Regions from separate parts of the Homo sapiens genome. Here region 2 is linked to region 1. The links are chromatin loops, found by intact Hi-C in ENCODE. Cell type or tissue: mesothelial cell of epicardium. All regions are shown on one strand. Each heading gives the region's core, and the rest is flanking DNA. Links, peaks and the distances in the headings are about the cores only.

Region 1 (13,343 bases), core at 4,908-7,407:
TCATCAAGTCCCAAGGCTGCATAGAGCAGCAGGGCTCTGGGTGGAACCACTTTTCTCTCATAGGCCTCAAGGCCTGTGGTGGGTTTTCTTCATTGTCTTGGTTATTAATATTCAGCTCCTCTTTACTTATGCAAAGTTTTGTAGCTGCCTTGCATTTCTCCCCAGAAAATGGATTTTTCTTTTCTATCACATGCCCAGGCTGTAAATTTTTCAAACTTCTATGTTCTGTTTCCCTTTTAAATATAAGTTCCATTTTCAGATCATCTCATTGTTCACACATACAAACTCACACTTTTAGAAACAGCCAGGTCACATCTTGAATGCTTTGCTGCTTAGAAATTTCTTCCACCAGATATCCTAAATCATCTCCCTCAAGTTTAAAGTTCCACAAATCTCCAGGGCAGGGCCAAAATGCTGCCAGTCTCTTTGCTAAAGAATAGCAAGAGTGATCTTTACTCTAGTTCCCAGTAAGTTCCTAATCTCAATCTAAAACCACCTCTGCCTGGGGTTCATTGTCCATTTTGTTATAAGCATTTTTCTTTCAAAACCATTCAATAAGTCTCTAGGAAGTTCCAGTCTTTCCCACATCTTCCTGTATTCCTCTGAGCCCTCTAAACTGTTTCAACCTCTGACTGTTACCCAGTTTCAAAGTTGCTTTCACATTTTCATATATCTTTGTAGCAGTGCCCCTGTACCAATATCCTAATGTTAGTCCACTCTCACACTGCTATGAGGAACTACCTAAGCCTGGATAATTGATAAAGCAAAGAGGTTTAATTGACTCATAGTTCCTCCGACTTAACAGAAGTCATGTCTGAGAGGCCTCAGGAAACTTACAATCATAGTAGAAGGTGAAGAGAAAGCAAGAACCTTCTTCACATGGTGGCAAGAGAGAAAAACGGGGAAAGTGTCATCAGATCTCATGAAAACTTACTTTCATGAGAATAACAAAGGAGAAATCTGCCCACATGATCCAATCACCTTCCACCAGGCCCCTCCCCTGACATGTAGGGATTGCAATTCCATGTGAGATTTGGGTGGAGACACAGAGCCAAACCATATCACAAGTAAATTATATGCTGTCCAAAGAGTGGAATAATAGGCAACTCTACCTTGGGGCAATTTCTGCAAATAATTTTTAGAACATAAGCCCTCTCTTCTCTGGATGGACTAGAAACACCATGAGGAAGTTCATTTTCAAATGATTATTCTTTTGTTTATGCTTCATAAGATCTTACTACCACCTCATTCCGTAGAATATCTTGTTTTCCAGATTTGGAGTCTTGGACTTTAAATACACATTAGCTTATCATTTATCTTTTTTTTTCTTTTGGAGCATACTCTGAATAAATGTAGTGCTTGCATAATATAAATCTGAGAGTGGAGGACAGAGAAGAGAAAGAAAAGTATTCTATCTCTAGATAGAATGCTATCTAAAATAAAAAGAAGGAGAAGTCAGTTGAAATAGTGTAAACATAGTATAATATAGTATATTTTAGAATACTTTGGACACTAACATGAATCTCATCTTTAACTGGCTTAAGAGGTAAGTAAATTTGTCTCACATAGCAGGAAGAACAGAGAAGAGCAAACTTAATTGCAGTCAAGATTGATTGAGTTGGTGCTTCAGTGACATCATCAGAGAGCCACATTTTTTTTCTGTTTTTCTGTTCTATCCTCAGCTACATCCTAATTATCTTACCCAACCTTATGACCCTTTTAATTCATGGTCATAAGATTCCTACCCACACCAAGTGAAGACAATTGTTTCCTTATTGACATGCAGGAGGAACAAGTGAGAAACTTAGCCCCACAATATAGACTATTAATCTATATCACTTAAGTCTGAAAGAGCTAAATAAGTTTGCTTTGTCATCCCTAGAGCACTGATAGTTGCTGAGGGAATGCCATGTGTAGCATGGGTTGGATTAATCAGAGTTCATCCCACAATCTGGAGGTGGGTTCCATTTCTCCTGAGTCATGTATGCTTTTGTTGTGGAGGGAAATAATGGCTATCTGAACATAGTCAAGTTTATGTTAGGAAAAATAGTTGGAAAAAGCAAAACTGAGATGGTTTATGTGAGGATGGAAGAGAAATGTATGGAATTAATGTCATGAAAATGTTTGCTGTGGGATGTGCACTGCTTGAGAACAAAATTACATTCTTCCTAATGGATATTTTGAGGTTTTTTATCAAAGCCCTGCAAATGCTAGATAAGAATGGTAATGGCAGTGATGATGATGATGACAAAGATGGCAGTGACAACTACATCAGTATCAGTGAAGGTGATGCTTACCTCAACAAAGCAGTAATTGAAGCTATGGATATAAAGTGTGTGGGTTTTTTTTTTTTTAATTTTAAAGCATACTACATTTAAAGAGAAATCTGTAATTTATTCCAGAGGGAATAATACTTTAGGAATCATTAGTCACATCCCAATAAATAAGACATAGGCTTGGATAATTGGAAATAAGGGAAATTTTAGTTAGAAAATAGAACTACTGGATGAAAGTTCTGCCTTCTTTAGATCCTCTTACTTTTTGGATCTGTGTATATTTCTGTTATTCAAAGGTAACTACTCACAGAGGATAAGGAGCATAATAGATAAATTCCAGGTTGCTTAGTAGAGAAAATCTATTTTAAGTCATTCCTGGTTTTATAATGTCTATTTTTCCACAGACTTATATATATATCAGATTCTATTTATCAGCCAATTGAATATTGCATGATTTAAAGAAAGATTTTGTGTATTTTACTACAATTAATTACATTAAGATAAAAATAGTGAATAAGCTGTTGATAGTGAATATCAACAGCTCATAAAACTTGTTCGGTAATCTATGGGATTGAAGGCTAAAGTATGATTGTGATTAAAAGCAAATTCTCTTTTTTCCCAAATGAAATAAGAATATTCATTTTAGTCAGTAAGATTATGAGTAAATATAAAGGATCACGGTTCCTTGCCTCAGATACCTGTAATTAATAGCATTTTTCATAACGTAACTGAGCTGCAGCATTTTCTGGAAAGTGGTCTTATTAAAGGTTTAAAATGGGAAGAACATTGCATTATGTCTTTGTCATAAGGATTATTCTGACGGTTCATGTTGTAGAAGTACACACAGGCCAGCTGAGACCATGTTATAATGCAATACTACATGGAGCATCCTGGCCTGCCTCCTGCCCTGGATGAACTGATGGTGAATACTTCCCATGAAGTGCATGGGAAGCTCATCTGTGCTTTGTGAACTATTTCATGATAAAAGTTATTTCATTGAGCATCTTCTCATATGTGATATCAAGTAACCTAGAACAGCTTTTCACGCTACCATCATTTATCTAAACACGAAGTGTTTTGTGTTTGGAGTAGTAGAGTCAATGAAATAGTTTTGCATTACCTATCTTTTTTCTTTTCACTTTGTGCTGCATCAGAATGTGAATTTATAGTTCTGATGGGGTCCATTTTCTTTAAGAGACAGCCAGAGAGAAAGGAGGAGAATAATCTGAAGAGCAATGTTACTGACTGTTTACTTTAGACCAATCATTATCCAGAGAATTTCTTCCACATTGATCCACGCAATCTTCACAGTGTTTCTTGTGAGGTATGGAGTAGTATCATTCCCTTTTAAAGATGAGGCTTGGAGAGGTGCAATTACCTACCCATGGTAAAAAAGCTAGTAAATGTTTCAGTCAGGATTCAGACTCAAGCCATGTCACTCCACAGCCTACACTCTTACGCTGCTACACCACAGCCACGATGAGTCGGCTTGAAGCTGGGAGGTTTTCTGATGAGATGTTTGGAAGTTTTGCAGTATTCCAGCATTCATCCAGAAGACTGTGTATCAGCCTGTGGTAAATGGCACTTGACAATATGCAAAGTGAGAATTTTATAACTTAACATGAGACAGCTCTAAGTTTGTATCAGCTCCATGAAGATGAATAGAAATGACACATAGAATTTGGTGCTGAAAAATTTAAAGGAACTAAATATATGACATTTTGGGACAGGGAAAACTACAGAGAAAGTAAAAACTTAGCAGTTACCAGGGACTGGGGTGGGGAAGAGGGAAGGGATGAATAGGTGGAGTACTGAGAATTTTTAGGGCACTGAAACTATTCTCTGTGATACTGCAATGATGTGTACATGTCCTATGCATTTATCAAAACCCACAGAACTATACAACACAAAGAGTGAAGCAATGTAATCTATGGACTTTAGTTAACAATAATGCATCAACATTGGTTCAGTAATTGTAACAAGTGTTAACACACCAAGGCAAGATTTTAATGATAGGAGAAACTGCCAGTGAGGAAGACAGGAGGTATATGGGAATTCCCTATATCATCTACTCAATTTCCCATAAACATAAAACTGCCATAAAAAATAAAGCCTACTAGTTTTATTTATTTATTTTTTAAGGAAGGGAAAAAAGAAACTGAGGGAGCACACGACTATAATTGTGGATCAATCAGGAAACAGATGACTAATTTCAGAATAAAACTATCTTTTCTGCTTTATAGTGACATCCAGAAATTCCACATTCTCACTCAGTTACAATCCAATTTCACAAATACATTTATTCTGCTCTCTGTGTAATCACTGAGCTATGAATTCTAGGTGAGCCTGTTTCTTTCTTGCCTCAGCCACTCCCTAAATAGAAAATGCAACACCTTTAGAAAGTAATCTTAACTCTTTAAGGCCACAGGGATATAATTCAAGGGTGTTTGAGTGGTTTCCCTGAATGCATACCTTAAAAGGATAGAAGAAAGAAGTCTCCCCATGCATTTCTTACCATTGTTGTAATGAAGGGTTTCTATTTTCCCATGCCTAGTCAGCCCTTGTTAATAAACTGGCATTTGAGAGGCATACTGACTCTCAATTTTTAATACAAAACAGCTTCTAATGGCTAAGTAAAAGGAAGTGGGTAAATATTGCCATTTCTTTCGGAGTGAAAAGTGGATTTATTTGCCTGCACTTTTTCTCACTACTGAAGTCACAGTGTAAGAAGGAAATAGTTTTAGAAAGTACCAGTATCCCCATAACCATGCTTTCTCCACAGAGCTAAAGTTCCGTGTGAGACCTTGCTAGCAACAAGACCAGAATGAGAGAAATCAAACAACGAGGGGATTATTAGAGAAAGTAGAGCCATGAGAGCCACGTTTTAGCCAAAAGTAAGGACTAGCTGACTCTCTCGCACAATACAAAATGCTTCTTCAGTTTTCATTTCTAGGACTGGTGGCTTGGTTGCCCCAAAAAGGACAGGTGTCTATTAAAAAGTGACTTATGTGAGTTTGTTATCATATCTATCATTTCCTGTCACTTCAGGATCATTGGGTTAACTTAGTCCTCATGCCTTTTTATAAGAACATAGGAGATTTTCAAAAGCACAATTATGGAAGAGAAGATTTAACCCCACACCATGAGATTACATTGCTGTATACAATGTGGCAGCTATGAGAGGATGTGGGCATATTTACAAACTGTATATTGGTACTTTATAATTAAGAATTTGCATAATTGGTAACAAAATCCTCATGAATAAGCTATCAATAACATCATGAGCAAAAGTAGCAGATTTTAATTCTATTCTTTTTTTTTTTTTTTTTTTTTGGTTAAGGTGTGGGAGGTGCACTGGAGAGAGCCATATCTTTTGCTTTGTATACCCGTTCTCATATCTTGTCTCCATTTCCATGTTTAAATCTTACTGACATTGGGCTGGTTGCTTCCAGTTGTCCATTTTGATACATTAAGTGATGAAGTCTCAAACTTTTGTTTTAACAAAGGACAGATTTTCTTCCCTACTACACGGGAACTTTAATTCTGTCGCTATTGCCCTCATAATTTCTGTATCTCATGTCACTGTATCGTGCAGTGCAGGATCCATGACAGACAGTGTAATTCTCCTCACTTCAATTACCTGTACCTGTCATGGAAAACATTCTGATATAAGTCATTGGTGGAATTTTGGGACACCTCTAGTAATTTTACATTAGGGGGATAACACAAAATTCCAAAACTTGTTGCTAATTGGAAGAAGTTTTTTCTTATTCCTTACATACGTCCCATCTCTTCTTTATTTATTTATTTATTTATTTATTTATTTATTTATTTATTTATTTATTTTTGAGACAGAGTCTTGCTTTGTCACCCAGGCTGGAATGCAATGGTATGATCTCGGCTCACTGCAACCTTCACCTCCCAGGTTCCAGTGATTGTCCTACCTCAGCCTCCCAAGTAGCTGGGACTATAGGGGCCCACCACTATACCCAGCTAATTTTTGTATTTTTTGTAGAGACAGGGTTTCACCATGTCGGTTGGGCTGGTCTCAAACTCCTGACCTCAGGTGATTCACCCACATTGGCCTCCCAAAATGCTGGGATTATAGGCCTGAGCCACCGCGCCTGGCCAGTCCCATCTCTTCTAACCAACTTTGCTCTTAGGAATAAATGTTTATGACAAAAAAAACACCCTTGAGTACCACATTTGTCCTTATTGCTTGCATTTACTCCATCTGCTGTGTTATTTTGTAAGCTCTTTGCTTGTATTATTGATCTAATCTTCACAAAAGCCTATGAGATAGGTATTTATTGTACCCATTTTACAGAACAGGAGACTGAAGTGGGGAAGAGTAAAGTACTTGCTACATGTCACACATTTCACCAAGTAAATGAGGTCAGGGTTTGAACCCAGAAAACCTCTCTCTAGGGTTCCTGATTAGAATTGTAGATTTCTGGACAGGAGCAATTTAATTAAAATAAAAATATACAAATGTAAGTTGCTATTTTGGAGCAAAACATCCTTGAAATTATTATTACTGTTGTTGTAATTATTTTTCTTTCATGGTCTTTTCTTTTTTGACAGACTGAATTGCAAAATTTTCTCTCTAAGTTTGTGGTTCAGGATTTTAAATTTCGGTAGTGATTGAGTGTGATTATTTAATAGTTTACTGTCTTGCACAGTGCAAGTAGTGACTGAGTGTGATTATTTAATAGTTTACTGTCTTGCACAGTGCACTTCACTGCTCTAAGTAACAGACTCATTTTCTCCCAAAACCTAGTTATAATAGACACCACTGCTTCACTTTCAGGCAGATGGAGAACAGTCCTGTTTAATGCACGTCATTTACAATAGATACAGGCTGTCAGAAAACTTCTGGTAAAATAGGATGCTGAATCAGACATTTATTTTTAATGGCAATTGCTGAAACATAGACTAGCCCACCCAGATGAAAATATGCCATATCACTTGACTTTATGGATAAAATGTGCTGAAGTAGTCTTTGTCATTTTCCATTTGAGATTTCTGTTTTAGTTTTCTTAATATACCCTGATTCCCATCGCTTCTGTTTTAGCAACTTGTTTGTTGTCTGAAAACTATTATACTATACTTTCCATTTTAATAGATACATCTTCATTTTTATTTCTATTATTTGTCAAGAATCATCTAGCACAGAGTAGTTGTATCAAAGTTATAGGCATGTACTCCAAAGCCAGCAGACCTAGATTTGAATCCCAGCATAGCCACTTATTGACTATATTGTAAATATATATTAATCACTGAAAACCAAGTTTTCTCACTTCATAATAGTTCTATCAATGGTCACTGTAAAAAGTCAAATGAATTAAAGCTTCTGAAATGATTATGATTTTAAGTACTATTAATTTTACTTCTCGAATATGAGACATCAAATAAACTATGATGAAAATCCCTGACATAAATAGATTTTTAAAAAGTAAAGATGAATTAACACCTAGATGATTATATTGTATATATTATAATCACCTGTAAATCACTTTTATGATATATATATCACCTATATGATTATACATTGGTCATATATAGATAGTACCTGTTAGGTTAGTTGATGACTATCTTATATTGATTAATAAGTACTTTAATACCACGCCTGGAAAGAAGAAATGAAGAACTTTTGTTATTATTTATTATGTGCAATTAATGAATATCTTCTCAATTCCTCTTTGGGTTAATCTATATAGACACGATTATTGGAAAATATAATGGGAACTATATTTGTATAAAATTAAAAATGTTAATTGCCACTTCAGCCACATATATACTAAAACTGGAATGATACAAAGAAGATTCTTCTGTCTCCTGCATAAAGATGATATTTGTGAGGCATCCCATACATTAAATATTTTTATTAAAATTGCATTTTATGTGTGTTTGAGCGTGAAATGATAAAACAAGTGTAGTAAAGAGTGGTAAAATGATATCAAATGAGGATTTTGATTGAGAGGTTTATGGGAGCTTTTTGTATTATATAACTTATATTTAAGACTGTAATAAAAGTTTAAAAGTTAATCAACTGTTAGAAAATAAAAAAATAAAAAATAAGTAACAACCAGTTTCCTAAGTAAACGTGTTTCAACTAGATTTCAGTGTGTACCTACAGAATTAGTGTTTCTGAAGTATAGAGGTTCCATGTTCTATGAATATATTATGTTATAATTGAATTTGCTAATACTCTGCACTGTTAGAAAAAATGTATTTCAGAAAAACAAAACATTTTTCTAAAATTGTTTTCCAGTTATTAAATCAAAAGAGTTTAATTGAGACATCTTATACAAATTATTAAAAGAATGCTATTTATCCTTTACTCTGTTGCAACCAGTAAATATTTTCATAGATGAAGACAACTGCACATACAAATTATGACAATGCTCTGTGAATATAAACAATATGTTATCGTCAAGAATGATAGAGTGGGGAGGGGGAAGTGGGGATGGTTAATGGGTATAAAAATATAGTTTAATAGAATGCATAGGATCTAGTATTTGATAGCACACCAGGGTGATTACAGTCAACAATGACTTATTGTATATTTTAAAATAACTAAGAGTATAAATGGAATGTTTGTAACATAAAGAAATGATAAATGCTTGAAGTGATGGATACCCCATTTACTCTGATATGATTGTTATGCATTATATGCCTATATCAAAATATCTCAAGTACCCCATTAAATATATACACCTATTATGCTCCTGTAAATATTAAAATGTAAAAAAAAAAAAAAAAAGAATGAGAGAGAAGATGTTAGTCAGAAAAAGCCTCACTGAGAAGAGGACATTTAAGATGTTATCTAAAGGAAAAGACAATAAAACGATGGGAAGGAAAGTGAGAACGTAGAGAGCAGAAGCATGGAGAGGGAGCAAGTCTGTCACCTTAAGGAAAGAGAGGGCATATCTGAGAAGCTGGAAGAACATTGGTATGGTTGGGTTAAACAGAGGAGTTTTTCAGGTAGATTTACAGTTTCGAAAGATAGAAAGGGGTGTTATGGTAAAACATAGCGTATGTGGGGTAAGGAAGCAAAAGTAGGAATGGAAATGGGGAGATTAGTGGGGAGCCTCTTTCAATAGTGTAGGATGGGTAGAGGTTGCTTGCACTAGGGTATTACCTGTGTAAATGGAAGGGACATCATTATAAGGAGCTTGTGAACATAAAAGGTATAGAAGAGATTTACTTTATTGGAAATAGCTATGGCTTAAGACTTGAACTGGAAACATTCTAATAGCTACAATAGCGCATTTCACATTTAAGAAAATATTGCAACCTTGTTATAGCTAGCATTGAGTTAACCAGGATTTCCAACTAAAATAATTGTATATTTTTCATTGAGTATGAATTTAATCATACATATTCATACACTAAAAATTACACAGAACTTTTAATTGCTTGTTTTCCTCTTTGCTATTGTTATTCCAATTTCCTTAATGGTTCAATTATACTTTAACTGATTAGTAACACAATTTCATATTATATGGTTGAGAATGATGATAAGGATGAGGATGATGATGCATTCCCTAAATGAGCAGAATAATAAGTGAATAATTCACTTGTAAATTATTGATATCATGAGCTTTTAAGAGACAAATATAAATCTAATAAATGATGTAAAATTATTAGCTAATTTAGCTTGCAATCCTGATATGCCATGGGGATTGGTAACCTTATTGTATTTGTAATACATATGGTTATTTAATGATTGCTATTAATATTTCACCTCTAAAGAGTTTACAGATATATCCAATAAATAAATAAACAAAAATAAGACAGTTGGTAAACTAGAAGTGCAACCTAGTATATTGGGAAGGGCCTGGACTGTGTCAAAAAATTTGGCTTTCAGTTCTGTGGTTGAGTAACTTTGGTTAATTCTTGGCTGATGATTTCTGAAGTTTCTTTCAACTCCCCGATTTTGTGATTATTTTTGAAACATACTGGCAACTAGAGCTCTCTGGCTACTTTTAATCTAGGTGTTTATGTTCATTTCACAGTCTCTCTGCCTAATGACATTTGTTTTAAACGAGAGCTATCTATCAATGAAGATATTTCATTGCCTATTACTGTTTTTAGGCTTTATTGAGAAGCTGGATTCTTAAGATGGAAAAGTCAAAGGCAGTTTGGCAAGCTAGAGAGAGGAATAAGATGATTAAAAACCTGGCCATTAAGACAGTTGGTGAAACATAAATTAAAAAATAAGGGTTAGTAACTTTAGTAGTTAGGTAGGAAAACATAGAAGAAATTTTCAATCAGCAGAGGAATTCTGGACCAGCTGCTACTATATTTCTGATTGCCTTACCCCTTCTTAGAATGACTCTGTATCTTCTAAATTTTAGAGTTTATTTTCTGTCCAATGGAACTATGGGGGATTTAAAACTGCTTCCCCACATTTGGATTTCAGCAGGATCTGTTTGTTACTATCACAGATAGAAATATCACCCCAAAACAGACATCATCATAAAGACTACAGAGAAAAAGAATGGAATTTGTGTTAGAGTACTTTGGGTTGAATCTAATTTGATACCCTGCTAGTTGTTTTATGAAACTGTAAGAAAAATCACTTCTCTAACATTCAAAAGCAGCATTTGTAAAATGTAAGCAATTTTATCTATTCATTTATTCTCCTTATGAAGTCATGAGAATTATAGACAGTAACATATGAAATTGCTTTGTTATTTAAGGAATGTTATGCATATGTTTGCTAGTTTTTTATTCATCAGTTTAGGCTATTTAGTGTGACCATTGATGGACATTGATGAAAATTGGGGAATTCCTTTACCAATGTTAGTCAACTTTTTATTACCGTAGAGTCAAATAATGATTAAGTTGTATCCCTATACCTGACACTAATTAAGAAAAAAAAATTCCACAGAACGCTTAGTTCTTACGGCTCTTCAATAGATTATTTATTATGGGATCATTAATTTCTTTGAAAGATTTTGACTTGCTTCTCTCTAACTTTCATTTCCACCTCTGCTTCTTTGTAGAGCAATAATTATCTTACCCATATTTAAATTCTCTGTCATCCAATTTATGTAACAACCAGAATTGAATTCAATATTTTATTAATACAATGTAAGTTAATGCTTTTCAAAGTCTTATTTTGTTTATTAGGTCTAATGTAATTTACCCACAGAAATAGTAATATAATGTCAAATTTTGAAGGTCTTAAAGAATATATCCAAATATTTAACATTAAATAGGTCCGAGGTATAGTTTACCCATGCAGGATATAAATTTTGGATTGATACCTGTATTAGTTCATTTTCATGCTGCAGATAAAAATATACCTGAGACTGGGTGATTTATAAAGAAAAAGAGGCTTAGTGGACTCACAGTTCACATGGCTGGGGAGGCCTCACAACTATGGCAGAAGGCACATCTTACATGGCAGCAGACGAGAGAATGCGAGCCAAATAAAAGGGGAAACCCTTTATAAAATCAGATCTCATGAGATATATTCACTACCATAAGAACAGTATGGGAGAACCACCCCCATGATTCAGTATCTCCCACCAAGTCCCTCCCACAACACATGGGAATTATGGGAGCTACAATTCAAGATGAGATTTGGGTGAGGACACAGCCAAACCCTATCAGTACCAGACCAAGATTGTAATCCTGACTTTTTCCGGGCATCTTCCTTATGCAATCCAGTGTAAATTCCCAAATTATCATATGTCTAAATGATCATCAGTCAGTAGAATCATCTTGTACTGTAAAATGACGTTATTGCCATTAACTCAAATTATATCTTATAGTGTAAACCCTTTATTTAGTTCTTGGAAATATATGCAATTGTTTGACAGAAAAAAAGTTTATAAATATATACCCCAAGCATATTTGTTGTGAATGAGCTGTTTCCTTTGTTTTAAATTAGGTAGTTTCCAAAAGAAGAGCTTGAGAAAACTACTTGTGTTTAGGTAGTCTATTTGTGTGGTAATACCAGAAAGCAGGAATGAGGGATGAAGAGGAGCAAAGGAAGAAGGAAAAGTAGTATTACTGAGGCAACTGTACTAAACTTAGGCTTGATTCTCCCTGGAACTTTCTGAGCATAAAGGATGCTTGTCACAGTGATGTATCTGTGGATTGACGATGACAAACCTCTTTCCTCCATTGGTTGAGAAGTGCCTTGATAGATTAATGTCTTGGCTTCTTCTGCATGTCTGATGAACAAGATTTAGTTTGCTCAAAGTGAGATACTATAAGCATCTGGAAAATCAAAACCCATATTTAACTGTCCACCACAGATTCTACATGAATTAAGTGCCAAGAGGATGCATGGAGGGATATTATATACATTGTTAATATATTTTGTGAACTTCACTGATAAACTATCTATGAAAGCACTGTTTACAAAACATCTAGATGCCAATATTATTGTTTTTATTCCTATATTTTCAATTTCCAATTTGGAAAGCCAGAATATAATTAAACTGAAGTCTCTTTAGTTATTTTGTGTTTATATCAAACACTGGGAAAACTTGGAGATTTTATCCTATTTGCAAGCTAACTTCCTTGCCTGCCAGAGTTTCCTAGATCTTGGAAGAAGATATGATACACTTGGGTCAAAGATAGAGTACTTTATGACTCATAGTACCGCAGGCAGTATGAGATGCAGGCTCACATTGGTTCCCTTGTTTTCAGACATCATTGAAAAGATAAACAGCAGCACCAGGTTGTTTGCATTCTGGAGGAAGACTCCAGGGACTGTTCTAAAAGACAAAAGATCGTGAATACTCCTTTCGTCCCCATACCTTCCAGGGTAATGTTACCCCTCCTTCAAATTCTGGATTTTTGCTTTCGTTCCACCTCCACAAAATCTGGGGTAGCTATAACTTTATTCCTGCTCTGCAATGACACATCCAGACCTTTTGTCTGAAAGAGTCAGATATAAGAGAGACAAAAGCATATTTATAAAATATTTCATAAACATTTTAAGTTGTAATCCTCTCATCCTCATTCTGGACCAGTGGCAACCTGGGGATTAGACTGGCCTGAGGTTACTGTTATAAGGGAGAGACATAATATGCCTAGGAA
Region 2 (13,343 bases), core at 3,925-6,424, 93 kb before region 1:
TCTCACAAAAGCTAGGTAACATAGAAGTTATATGTGTATAATCCTTCTTCAATTATATATGCATTTTCTTACACTCCTACCTCAAGGCACAGAGAAATTCCCTTATTGGGTATACACAGTTTCTACTGGCAATTGTATTTTTCTCAGGTCCCTCTGGTAAATTTGGTTGCATTTTTTCCTCACGCATAGTTTCTCTCTGGTAGCAACTAAATACATTGAATCAGGCAAAGATCTGATATTGGTTATTTTATTATTAATAACTCTAGTATGTCACCCTTACTGCAAAATCAAATGCAAAACTCTACTACAAGGTATGTAATATCCCAAACACCCTGGCTTTGCCAGTCCAATGCACCTTGTACTCTCACCTTTTTCTCTCCTATCTTTCTCTGTACTGGCTCATATCTCAGCATTTATGAGATGCTCTAGAAATTATAGAGTATATTTTCACTCCTTATATTTTTTAATATTCATATAAACATATCAAGATATTTGCTAGATCAGAATCTGAAGCTCAGATAGTTTAAGAAACTCACCCATAGTTATATCTGTGGTAAGAGATAGCACAAGTAGAACTATATCTTTTACTTTAGGGTCTGGAGCACACTTTGAGCTACCATTGTGTCTTAGTTTATTCTCTGATTCAAAGAAAACATGGAAATTAAAATCACTGAATTCCTTTGGTTGTGACTATAATGATAATAATACAATTGCCAACCCACAGAAGGTGTTTATAATGTGCCAAGCTAAGTACTTCTACTGAATTACTGTGTTTAAATCTCACACCATGTCTATGAAATGTCATTGTCCTCATATAATTAGTCTGAAAAGAGAACCTCACACAAACATATTTTGCTTTACGTTATCTTCTCATATCTTTTTATAGATTATGCTAAAGTAAACATTTTTCCTCATACAATATTCCCAGTAATAACTTATACCTAAAGATTATACATTTATTTTTTAGCAAATTGTGTCAATGAATAAACCAGTCATTTTATTTATAATTTGTAAAATAAATTAATCTCTCTTCAGATTTGATTATGGCCTTGTAGCTATATTTTAATTATCTGTGTAATAAAATCTACAATAAAATGTTTCTAAATAAATCAGAATCTAAAGTTGCTAAGTTGCTAAAAATGATTATATATGGAGATTCAAAATAAGCAGTTGTTTAAATCCAGTATTCACCAATGAGTTGAGGTGGTTGGGGCTCTTTCTCTGAGTGATTTCTTAACTTGCAGGCATAACACAAAATGAGAAATTCTCTTAGCATTGATGTGGTACACTCTCAGATTTTTTAAAAAAAATTGTTACTTTGGTTTTTTGTTTAATTTATACATTTCAAAGCATACCTAGTGGCATACATCAGAATTGTATTACAGAGAAATATATGAGAAAACAGCATGAAAATCATAAAAGTAAATTGAAATTTCCAGACAAGAAGAAGGGAACATGAGCATGGAGAAAATATGCATATATGCATATTCTTTTTTTTTTTTTTTTTTTTGAAACAGAGTCTCGCTCCATCACTCAGGCTGGAGTACAGTGGCGCAATCTCTGCTCACTGCAAGCTCTGCCTCCCGGGTTCACGCCATTCTTCTGTCTCAGCCTCTTGAATAGCTGGTTTTACAGGCGCCTGCCATCACCCCCGGCAAATTGTTTGTATTTTTGGTAGGGACCAGGTTTCACTGTGTTAGCCAGGATGGTCTCGATCTCCTGACCTTGTGATCTGCCTGCCTCGGCCTCCCAAAGTGCTGGGATTACAGGCGTGAGCCACCGCGCCTGGCCAGACATGCATATTCCTACTCTCCCTGACACAGAAGTTATGCATATCACTTCCACTCATGTTCTATTGGTGAGAACCTGTTCTATGGCTCTAACCCGACTAAAGGAGAGGTAGGACGTAGAGTCTCTGGCTGGATAGTCACTTCTCAGAAACAATTCTGCAGTATGCAAGGGAGAGCACAAATATTTTTTAACAGATAGCTGTATTTACCATACAAACTGAATGTGTTTCAGCAAAGAATTGGTTAATTAAATTACTCATCATTCATAAAATGGAACAATATGCAGCTATTAAAAAGGATGGGGAGATATACATGTATCGAGTACACACACACACACATCTATCTCATTACTTTTTTGTTTTGAGAATAAGGGAAAGGCTTTATTGAATGTGTACAGTTTCAGTGGAAGAAACATAGCAATTTTGAGTAGATCTAAAGGAAGAGTTCCTTAGCACATTGCATATTATTCATTACATGAAGAGTTTTTCTAAATGAAAAATGTTCAGGACGTTCAGTAGAAAGAACAAATTAAGGAATGATCTCCACAGCATAGACCTCAAGGCTCTTATGCATGCAGGGTACAGTTCTAGCGCAGAATCCTCAGGGACAGCATGAGGGCCTCCACTGGGGTGCCTTGGGCTCCTTCCAGGGCAGCAGTTGAAGGGGGTCGCGCTGCAGTCCAGGAGACAGGCTGGGGTTACTCTCCTTTCTGGTTGCTTCCTGATGGAATCCTGGGATTTCAGCATCTTCCTGGGCGGCCTGAACTGTAGAGGGTGCCCTGCAACATAGAGGGCACCCTGGGTGTGTGTCCTTCCACCTCTGCAGCCGCTGGTATCTCTAACGCTGGCTCAGGCTGCTTTGGACCCCTCCATTGGTAGCATCTGCGTCTTCTTGAGGTGACTGGAGCCTGTTTGTGGTTTCAGCCATTGACTCCTGGACATGGGAGTCTCGAGAGAGTTTGTGGCCCCTCTCATCTCCGGGAAGGGCTCGGTGCCCGATGGAGGTGCATTAGCAGGAGCAGCGGCTCAGCACAGGGAAGTTATCCAGTGCCCTGTCCTAGGCTTGCTCTAGGTTCAGGTCCAGTGATATCTGGGGCTCCGGCCCTGCCTGCCTCCAAGACAGCTCTTCCAAGGTTGATGGATGAAACTCTATAGCCTCAGCCTCCCAAGGCTTGACCAGGCACAGCCACGTAGTTAGTCTAGGAAAAAAGCAAATGGCCTCATTACTTTAAAAAACAAAACAAAACCCAAAAAACATATACAATCTTTTATAAATTCCAGGCTCCACTTGGCAGGGTGCAGTGGCTCATGCCTGTAATACCAGCTCTTCGGGAGGCCAAGGCAGGTGGATCACTTGAGGTCAGCAGTTCGACACCAGCCTGGCCAACATGGTGAAACCCCATCTCTACTAAAAATACAAAATTTATCCGGGTGTGATGGCGGGCACTTGTGGTCCCAGAAACTCAGGAGGCTGAGGCAGGAGAATTGCTTGAAGCCGGGAGACAAGGTTGCAGTGAGGGGAGATGGTTCCATTGCACTCCAGCCTGGATGACAAGAGTAAGACTCTGTCTCAATAAAATAAAATAATGAATAACTAAATACCGCCAACTCAGTCCATGGAATATTTTCTCAGACCACATGGTTGGTCCACAGCTTCCACCTTATTACAGCTAAATTATAGAAAATTTTGCTTTTTCTTTTTGAAATAGTTGTAAAATCTTATGAAATATTAACATGCAAAATGAAAATTATCAAGTGACAATGTTGTCAGTCACGTTTATTAAATAAACTTTCAATATAATTGCTTACTAGTTCTGGTGGGTTTTTGATGGTTTTAAAAACAATTTTGTATGTAGACATTTGTTGTTTCTGTTGCTTACAAACAGAAACCGTTTTACTTATTTCATTCTTTCTAATTTGTGTTCCTAAACTTTGTTAAAGCCCCTTAATGCACTGGTTACAAACTTCAATATATTACTGAATATAAATGGTAAGAGAAGTTATCCTACTTCTGTTGTGACATGTTCGTGTTTCAAGGGCAAAATCATTCATTAGGTTGAAGAAATTCCCCTCTATTACTACATTGCCAAGGGTTGTATTTTAAATAATGAATGGGTATTGTTTTTTATTAAACGCTTTTTGGGCATCTATTGAAATGATAGGGTTTTTTTCCCTTACTGTACTGATTGATAGGGTGATCTGGATTAATTGATTCTCAAATGCAAAACCAGCCTGGCATCACCATGACATATTATCCTTTTATATATTGCTGGATTTTAGTGGTTAGTAATTTTGAAGAATTTCACATCTATATTCATAAGGAATGTTGTTCTATATTTTTTCTTTAATGCATTTATATGATTTGTGGATTGGGGTAATTCCAGCCTCATAAATTAGTTGGAAAATGTTTTCTTTCTTTCTGTTTTCTAGAAGGGCTTATGCAGAATTAGTTTTATTTCTTCCTTAAACATTTGGTAGAATCTTCAGGGAAGCTACCTAGGCCTAGCATTTTTGTGTGGGAAAGTTTTTAAATCACAAATTCAATTCTTCTATATATATAGGGATATTCAGATTATATGTTTCTTCTTGAATGAGCTTTGGCAGTTTGTAACTTTGAAGAAACTTCTCTATTTCCTCTAAGTTGTCAATATGGGCCTAGAGTTGTTCATAGTTTTCTTTTATTATCCTTTAAATCTATAGGGTCTGTAGTGATATCTTCTGCTGCCTTGCTGATGTTTATAATTCATTAGATTTCTAATTTGATATTTGTAATGTGTTTCTTTTTAGTTTTCTTTGTTCTGTTTAGCAAGGTCACATGATACAAGTTCAATATATATAAATTCATCATATTTGATTGATTGCTAGCAATGGACAATAGAAAATTACAGTGAATAATACCATGTAAAATAGAATCAAAACTATGAGACAGATATAAATTGAACAACATATGTAGAAGAGCTATATGCAGGGAACTCATGAAAAATTTAAAAAATTAAAAATAAATGCATATATACCTACCATATTTTTTAATTAGAAGGCTCAGTAGTGTTAAGATGTCAATATCCCCCAATCTATAAATTTAACATAATTCCAATTAATATCCTAGTAGGATTCTTTAGGAACTGAAAAGCTATTTCTAAAATTTACATGGAAATATAAAGGACCTAGAATCTAAAGGAATCTAAAAATATAAAAGAACAAGGCATAAAAATTTATGCTACCAGATTTCAAGATTTGCTGTCATCAAAATAGCATAATTTATAGAAAGGACAGACATACAGATTAACGAAACATAAGGGTACAAAAATATACCCATGGATACTTGGTCAATTCATTTTTGACAAAGGTACAAAGATAATTCAACAGAGAAATGTTAGTAATCTCACTAAATGGTACTGGAACAATTTAACATTTGTGTACAAAATGATGAACCTTCAGTCATAGATTTTACCATTTATGGAAATTAAACAAAAATAAACTACAAATCTAAAACTTAAAATTTCTAGAAGAAGTATAGGCTAAATTGAGTCAGTAATGGATTTCTTAGAACTCCCGAAGCAGGATTTATGACAGAATATATTGAGATTTGATTTTATGAAATGTAAGATTTTTTTCTTTGAAATTGTGTTATTTGAAAAGCAGTAATAAGAGAATGCAAAGAGAAACTATAGGCTAGGAGAAACGATATACAAATCATATATCTCGTAACAAACTTGTATCCAGAATACATATACACGCTCACACATGCACGCACACACACACACACACTCCGTCTCGCTCTCTCTCTTTCAGAGCTCAATAATAAGAAAACAACCTAATAACAGTCGGCAGAAGATTGAACAGAATTTCTCTGCAGATAACATATATGACTAGCTAATAAGCACAATGAAAAAATCAATAATAATTAGAAAATGCAAATCAAAATAATTGTACAATAGCTACCACTACATATATACTCAAATGACTAAAAAATAAAATTAAATTAAAAGCTGAAAATACCAACTGCTGGGAAGAAGGTAGAGTAGCTGGAAGATTGATATATTGGTGGTAGGATTATAAAAGAATGCAGCCATTTTGAAAAATAGTTTGGTAATTTATTATAAAGTAAAACATCCACTTACCACATAACCCAGAAATCCCATATTTACCCAAATAAAATAATAACCTATATTTACACAAAATCTGTATGTAAATATTTATAGAGACTTAATGCATAGTAACTCCAAACTGGAAACAACTCAAATGTGTGTTACTTGTGAAATGAATGAACAAAGTGAGGTATGTTTATACCATGGATTATTACTCAGTAACCAAAAAGGGAGAACTACCTAATACTAACAATAATATAGATGAACTACCTAATACTAACAATAATATAGATGAATCTCAAATACATTATGCTAAGTAAAAGATGTCAGACTCAAAATACTAAATACTAGATGATTTCATTTATATGACATACTGGAAAAGACAAAACCATTGAGATAAAAACCAATCAGTGATCACCAAAATTGTCAGCAGGGCAATGGGTTGACTGTAGAGGTGCAAAGGGGGTATTTTGGGGTAATGATCCTGTTCTGTATCTTATGAATGGTATTGGTTAGACAACAATACACATTTATCAAAACTTGCAGCATTGTACGTGAGAAAGAATGAATTTTGCTGAATTTAAAATATGGACTTCATTAAAATACCAAAAATAGAAAAAAATGCAATAAAAAAGCATTGCCTCGCTGCTCTATCTTCTTGTAAGAGAACACACTGAAACTTTGAGGCCAGTAAGTAGTCTAGCACTAAGACAAGGAAATTCTGAAGAAATTCATGTAAGCAGTCATAAGCAACGGCCTGATCTCTGCAAACCAGCTCACACTGCATTTTACTAGGCCAAAGAAACAGGGGTAAGAGGATGAATGATGTGACACAAATTATCACCATTCTAAATATGTCAAGCATATGTCCTGCTGACAAGAGGAGCTGTCTGGCATGGTAAGTAGCTGTGTCAGCTTTTCAATCTTCAAGCATAAAAAACAGTGAGGTACTTGTTTTTTTAATGTGCCACATAGGGAAAGAATAATTTTTTCCTCATTACTATGGTTCTAGTTGTTGGATAAAAGGCATTTTTGCACACACCTAATTTAAGAAGCAATTTTATTACTAAAATTGAGAATGAAATATCATCCCATTTTGTAAAATGATATCGCAGATAATTTATGTATATGGAAAGGTGCTTATACCATTCTGTATTTCCAAAGAATTTCTAAAAGTTCTAATTTACTCTCCAAAACATAACCTGGAAGCATACAAATAAAATAGCTCAGCCATGTTCTCACTGTCTTGCTAAATCCAATACATGATCAATGTGAGTTATTTGACTATAGGTCACAAAGGCAGCAGCATAATGCTATTGACTATACAATGGTTGATCCGATAGCTATACACAAAAGATAGCAAACAGTGGTTGTTTGGCTTAGAGCTATTTATGTAAACAAAACTAATGAGGAAAAAAGACCTCTATTGGTAATAACTCGTAATGTTTGGAAACTGCCAACTTCTAATCACCTTTCTCTATTGTCCTGTTTTCACTCTAAGGAAGGTCAGCATGATTTATTTACATGTGTTTCCTAAATCATATACTCGCATACATTTGTGAAAAGGTGTCCTAAATCCCAATGATGTTACAAAGCAAAACAGCCCCTAAAAGCTATGCAAATTAGTATATTTCATAAAAATTATTTGTCTAAATTGTAAATTGGCCCATGGTTATGTAGCAAATTCAATGTGGATGTACATTGCTTCCGAGGGTGATATTTGTATTTTATAGATACAAAGAGATCAATGTAGAAAATCCTTATTTCTTATGATTAGTGTTTCACTATCTGTTGGAGATTTTGCTTTCAGGTGAAAAATTTGAGAGAACTTACCAAACAAACAAATGAAAAACTTCTCCAGGAGACATCAAGAGATGACAAAACTACAACCGAGTCATGTCACACCCAAAAATAAAAGCATAAAAGAGAAAACGCTTCTAATGTAAAAATAAACAGCACCAAATTGCTTATAGTGTATATACGATATGGCAGGATAACAATAGAAATTCTGTTATACTAAATGGATGATTCAGCTTAAATGATAAACTGATAAAAAATGATTATGATAATAAAAATAGTTACTATGTGTCAGCAATATTTTAAGAACTTTGTATCACTTACCTCATTTAAGACTCCCAACAAGCTTATGAGGTAGTTTCTATTATTATCCCCATTTTAGAGATGAGGCAAAGCATGTAATGAGAGCTTTAGTCATGTACCCATCATCACTCATATGTAACAAATAACCTTGATATCTCAAGGACTCAATACAACAATAATCCAATTTTTCGCTGATATCACAGTCCAGTTGGGTTATCAGTGGTTGACTTCCCAGGTGCTGTTTCAGGCTCTTTCCATTGTGGGCTTGTGCCATCCCAAAGGGTGAGAAGTCTGCTGGATTCCCTGCACCCAGATGGCTGACAAGTGTACAGAGAGGAGAAGATTGTCAGGATGCTGTAAGCATCAGGTCAAGGAGTGGCACACACCAATTACTCTCTACGTTATATTGGCTAGAAGACAAAAATACGGTTCCAATCTAACTGGAAGACAACTGGGGAATGTCATCTTTTTATTTCCCTAGAAAGAGGAAACAAGATTGATGCACACTTAAATATTCTCTGCCACACTCATATAGCCTGAAATTACTGAAACAGTTGGAGGTAAAGCACTCTTGTTGCAGAGACAAAGGCCTCAACACAATACTCTACCACCATTCAGAAAACAAGATAAGTGGTGAAAGAAATTTCAGTTTTACTCTGAATTAATTTTTATCCTTTTAGACTCCCTCTTACTATTTATTAATAATACAAAGATATCTATTTTTTGACTATTTCTAAATCAAATGGCCTAGAAGTCTTGATGTCTCAAAGCTACCCATTACTTGTAAACTGTTACCTTGAATTTGATAGAGAAGGTGTATTCATAGTTTAATAATACTCTCTTTTGCAACTTTTCCTCCTTTACAACTGTGCTAAGGGCTGTATTAGTCCATTCTCACATTGCAATAAAGAACTACCTGAGACTGGGTAATTTATAAAGAAAAAGGTTGAATTGGCTCACAGTTCTGCAGGCTGTACAGGAAGAATGGCTGAGGGGGCCTCAGGAAACTTACAATCGTGGTGGAAGCCAAAAAGAAAGGAGGCACGTCTTACATGGCCAGAGCAGGAGGAAGAGAGAGTGAAGGGGCAAGTTCTACACACTTTCAAACAATCAGATCTCATGAGAACTCACTTATTATCATGAGAACAGCAAGAGAAAAACCTGCCCCCAAGTCCAATCACCTCCCTCCAGGTTTCTACCCCAACATTGGGGATTACAATTCAACATGAGATTTGGGTGGGAACACAGAGCCAAATCATATCAAGGTCATAAAAAGATACCTTAAAAACAGAACAAAGTGGATCTGTGTCAGGGGAATCTTCACGAATTGGATTAGATTTGATTTGTGAAATGATATCTTCTCTCTTTTTATTTATTTATTTATTTTTGAGGCGGAGTCTCAACTGTTGCCAGGTTGGAGTGCAGTGGCACTATCCTCTGCCTCCTGGGTTCAAGCGATTCTCCTGCCTCAACCTCCCGAGTAGCTGGGACTACAGGCACACACCACCACGCCCAGCTAACTTTTTTGTGTTTTTAGTAGAGATGGGGATTCACCATGTTGGGCAGAATGGTCTCCATCTCTTGACCTTGTGATCCACCTGCCTTGGCCTCCCAAAGTGCTAGGATTATAAGTGTGAGCCACCACTTCCAGCGACAGCTTCTCTCTTCTAATCAAAAGGATAGTTTTATTTTATAATGGTGAGGAATATGGATCAGACACCGTGTTTACATGTCTGTGTTCTCACTTGCATATTTGCTTCCCTGAGATACAAGTGGTCTTCCTACTTCAGTCTAAGTTCCAAACCAATGATAATGTTACATAAGCCAATGGCTATGCTTGACGAAAGTCACTGGGTGAAGACTAATGATTCAAGTACAAAATTTTTTGTTGTACTCAAATAAGTTTTCTAACAAAATTAATCTGATATGCTTTTAACTATATTTATAGTCATTATAGCATTGCATGCAACTAAGCATAAATGCTAAGCAGTTCAAATAGATAACTCTAATAATTAGTATTGCTTTCACAGTCTGCCAAATTTTAAATTTTAGTATTCATATTGTTAGTTCTTCATGGTTCTTCACGATCTGTTAGCAGAATCAATATTTACCATTTCACCTAATATCCTAAACTGTTTAATCATCTCGTGTCATCACTCTGCACATATACAAATCCTCACGCAGGATAAGTCTAATAAACTAAAAGCTAACTTGACCTTCTATATTTTGCTATTTTCAACTAACAGATCTCCTCCTAACACTCAGAACCATGTTTGAGGTCTGGTCTTTCAGATTAATTTTTCCCGCATTTTGTATTTCTCCTCAACTTTCCATATCACTAACCCCCTCTTTTCAGTGTTCACTCTCCATCTTCCAGAAACGTCAAGTAGAGAGAGTAGAAAGATGGGATCCATAGTATTTGGATTTTCTACTTTGGATTGACACAGTGAAAAGGTGCAGCTGGGCTCCAGGGATTACATGGAAAAATAATAAATTTGACTCACTGAGTGAATACACCTGCATTAAGGTAGAGACTACATGAATTAGATCAAATCTCTACCCTCATTCTTTTCATAGTATAACTGAATCTATTTTCTGTGAGAAACCTTTCCTGCTTCCTCTTTCTGTTCCAACCCCTAATTACATTCACCTTTGTCTTCACTGCTCCACTCTAATGCTTTTTAACACCCTCAATCGATCCTATTAGGAAGCCTAGTGCACTTTACAGGCTTCATCCATGTTTATTTCTCAATGAATTTAACATTGATTTCCCTGCTTGCCTCTATAGACTACTCTTCTTCCTTAGGTTTTGTGAGACTTTCTAGGTTCTTCACTTATGTACTTTATTATTTTGCAGTTTTTCTTGGTGGTAGTTCTTATCGCTGATACCTCTTCTCTTTGATTTTCACATGAAGAGGTTCTACGGGTGTTTTTATTTGTAACCCAAGTATTCTTCTTAAGGGAATGCTTCTTTACTTTTTAGGTTTCAATGACCGACTTTATGCTTGTGACTTCCAAATTGATATCTCCACTACAGACTTCTCTTCAAAGATAGACCCAAATTCTCACTTTCTCCCTGGCTATTATGTTGTCAATATTTTAAGCTAAACATAATCAAAGACAAACAATATTTTCTTCCCAAACTCGTAGTACTTCTGTTGTACTTAATTCATTTTATTAGTACTACTCATTTAGTGTCATTATGCTTTCACCAAGTGTTTGGCCATCTTTCTAGGCAAAGATTCATAGTCTTCATTTAGCATTTTGCCATTCCTAGTCACTTAGATAGCTTTTCTTCCTTTACTATCTTTCTCTCTACTGTTAGGTACTTTTGAACAATACAAGTCAGAATGTATCACTACTGTCCTCAATAACCAGCTATGTCTCCTGTTGCCTAAACAGAAAATTCTACTTAATCCGTGAATTAATTCACCTTGACCTGGCTCCAAACAGCAATTCCAGTCTCGCTCTCATTTTTTTTTTTAACTACATCAAGCATTATAGGTTAGCAATGCAGCGTTCGTTATTGTTGCCTGTGTTTCTTGCATGCTTTCAGGTCTTTCTATTTACTTTCTCATATTGTCCTCTTTACCTAGGCTACATTCTCATTAATTTTGTCTATCCAAACTCTCATACTTTTAAGTCCCAACTCAAATTCAACTTCTTCTACAACTGTTTCTCAGATATCTTCCTGCATATTCAGCTTCTAGATGAATCTTTCTACATCCTACCACTTGTACTTTTATTTAGCATATGTGTTTTGCTACTATGATTTATAAACATTGTTTTATATTGTTGTTCTGTCCACTTAATACCACTCACTTCCACACTCATATTGTAATTTTTTTAATGAATTTTGCATCTGTGGAACTGTAGCAGCGTGATTAGCATTGACTATGTGCTCAATAAATATCACATTACAATAGCTTATAGACTCAAGCCAATTTTGAACTGATTCTATGAACATAAAGTGTAGCACTGCTGAAGTGATATCCTTGACTAGGTGAGAGGGGATGGGATTTTTACATATGATGTTGGGTTGGAGCTTTGATTACGAATTCAACTAACTGTGAAATCCAAGGAGAAGCAGTATACGCAGATGTGGATAGAAATGGAGTATAAATCTGGAAAATCTCTTCTGATTGCTTCAGTTTTCTCAAAGAAGTAAGAAGCAGGATCATCATATATGACAGAATATTAGGAAAGAGGTTTGCAGTTTTAAGAAGTGAAGATGTGTGAAATAATTGTATGAGAATGCTGAACAGTAATTGAACTAAGGATATACTATAGATAACTACATTTATAATACAATACCCAATGTTCAGTTTGGAATGTTTCAGGTGTTCTTTTACATATTGGGCTTTTATTTTTTAATTATAATTTGATTTTATTTCTGTAGCACCAGCTAAACTCTTGGCAAATATCAATGTATTTTGAATCATTTAACTTTGATCTTCAAAACCCTTATTTGCCTTTCTGGGGAAAAGAGTAAAAACAACAGTATCATAGCAATCTATTTATACCCCTATTTTCAGACAGTCATGCTTCTATCCAATATTTATCTAGTTTAGCGAATCTTATTTCTGTTAGCGATTGTTTGTGCAATAAATGTGCTCCTGTCACTTCATCTCTATTTCATGCTTTTATCATATTCAATCCTAATTTGCTCTGAAGGTTTGCTAACTTTTGCTTTAATCATGTCTTTTCTCAAATAGTTCAGATATAATGAAATATATTACATTCAGTATTTCTCTAATATTTTTCTACCAAAGAAAAATAAAATATTGAGATGAGATATATTCACATTGATTGCTATGAAGGTTACACATGGATTAGTAAATCAAAACAAGCTCTCAAAAGCTAGAAAATCAATTGATGTGTCAGATAGGAAAGACATAGATGGCAAAATCAACCGCTGAGTTGACATCTTTCCTCTTGAAATAATTTAATTTACCAAATTTGAAAGGTTTTGTGACTATGAACACAGTAATAAGCTAAAAAGCGGGAGACCAAACAGATTGATCTCGAATTTTATTTACAATAATTCAAGCAAATGTAAACTAACATATTTTAGGTAAATATTTTTTTCTAGACCAATCATATAAACTTTCTGGGAGAACAATCAAGACTATAGTGTAAGGATTGTACACTGAGAAATACAAACTATTTACATATACAGTTAAATATAGAGAATATATTTGTTTTTTCTCTACAGAACTGTTATCCAATTGCCAACAGCTGAATTGTCAGTATAAATGTACAATGGTCAGAAATAGTACAAGATGTTACTGTGAGGATGGATTCGAAATAACAGAAGATGGGAGAAGCTGTAAAGGTAAGTAAAACATATAACGCCATCAAATTTT

Evidence for each region. Peaks named below come from ENCODE experiments on the same cell type or tissue, not always from the same donor. Only the 100,000 strongest peaks of a DNase experiment are listed, where the experiment ranks them.
Region 2: a loop joins it to region 1, with 22 times the contacts of the local background. A loop is called at or near these places in 1 of 110 quality-filtered maps.

The regions. Positions count from the first base shown.
Region 1 is chr2:141,162,067-141,175,409 of GRCh38, reverse strand. All of the region lies in intron 7 of LRP1B (LDL receptor related protein 1B), which reads left to right. It also overlaps the pseudogene RNU6-904P. Among named protein-coding and RNA genes, the nearest start is that of MIR7157, 580 kb to the right of the region's middle. RefSeq lists a silencer at 1,843-2,043. In mesothelial cell of epicardium, for the core only: no CTCF peak of the experiment used is centred there; a DNase peak (open chromatin) is centred at 6,365.
Region 2 is chr2:141,254,491-141,267,833 of GRCh38, reverse strand. LRP1B (LDL receptor related protein 1B) reads left to right here. Exons shown (of 91, transcript NM_018557.3): 4 at 13,193-13,312. Among named protein-coding and RNA genes, the nearest start is that of MIR7157, 670 kb to the right of the region's middle. In mesothelial cell of epicardium, for the core only: no CTCF peak of the experiment used is centred there; no DNase peak of the experiment used is centred there.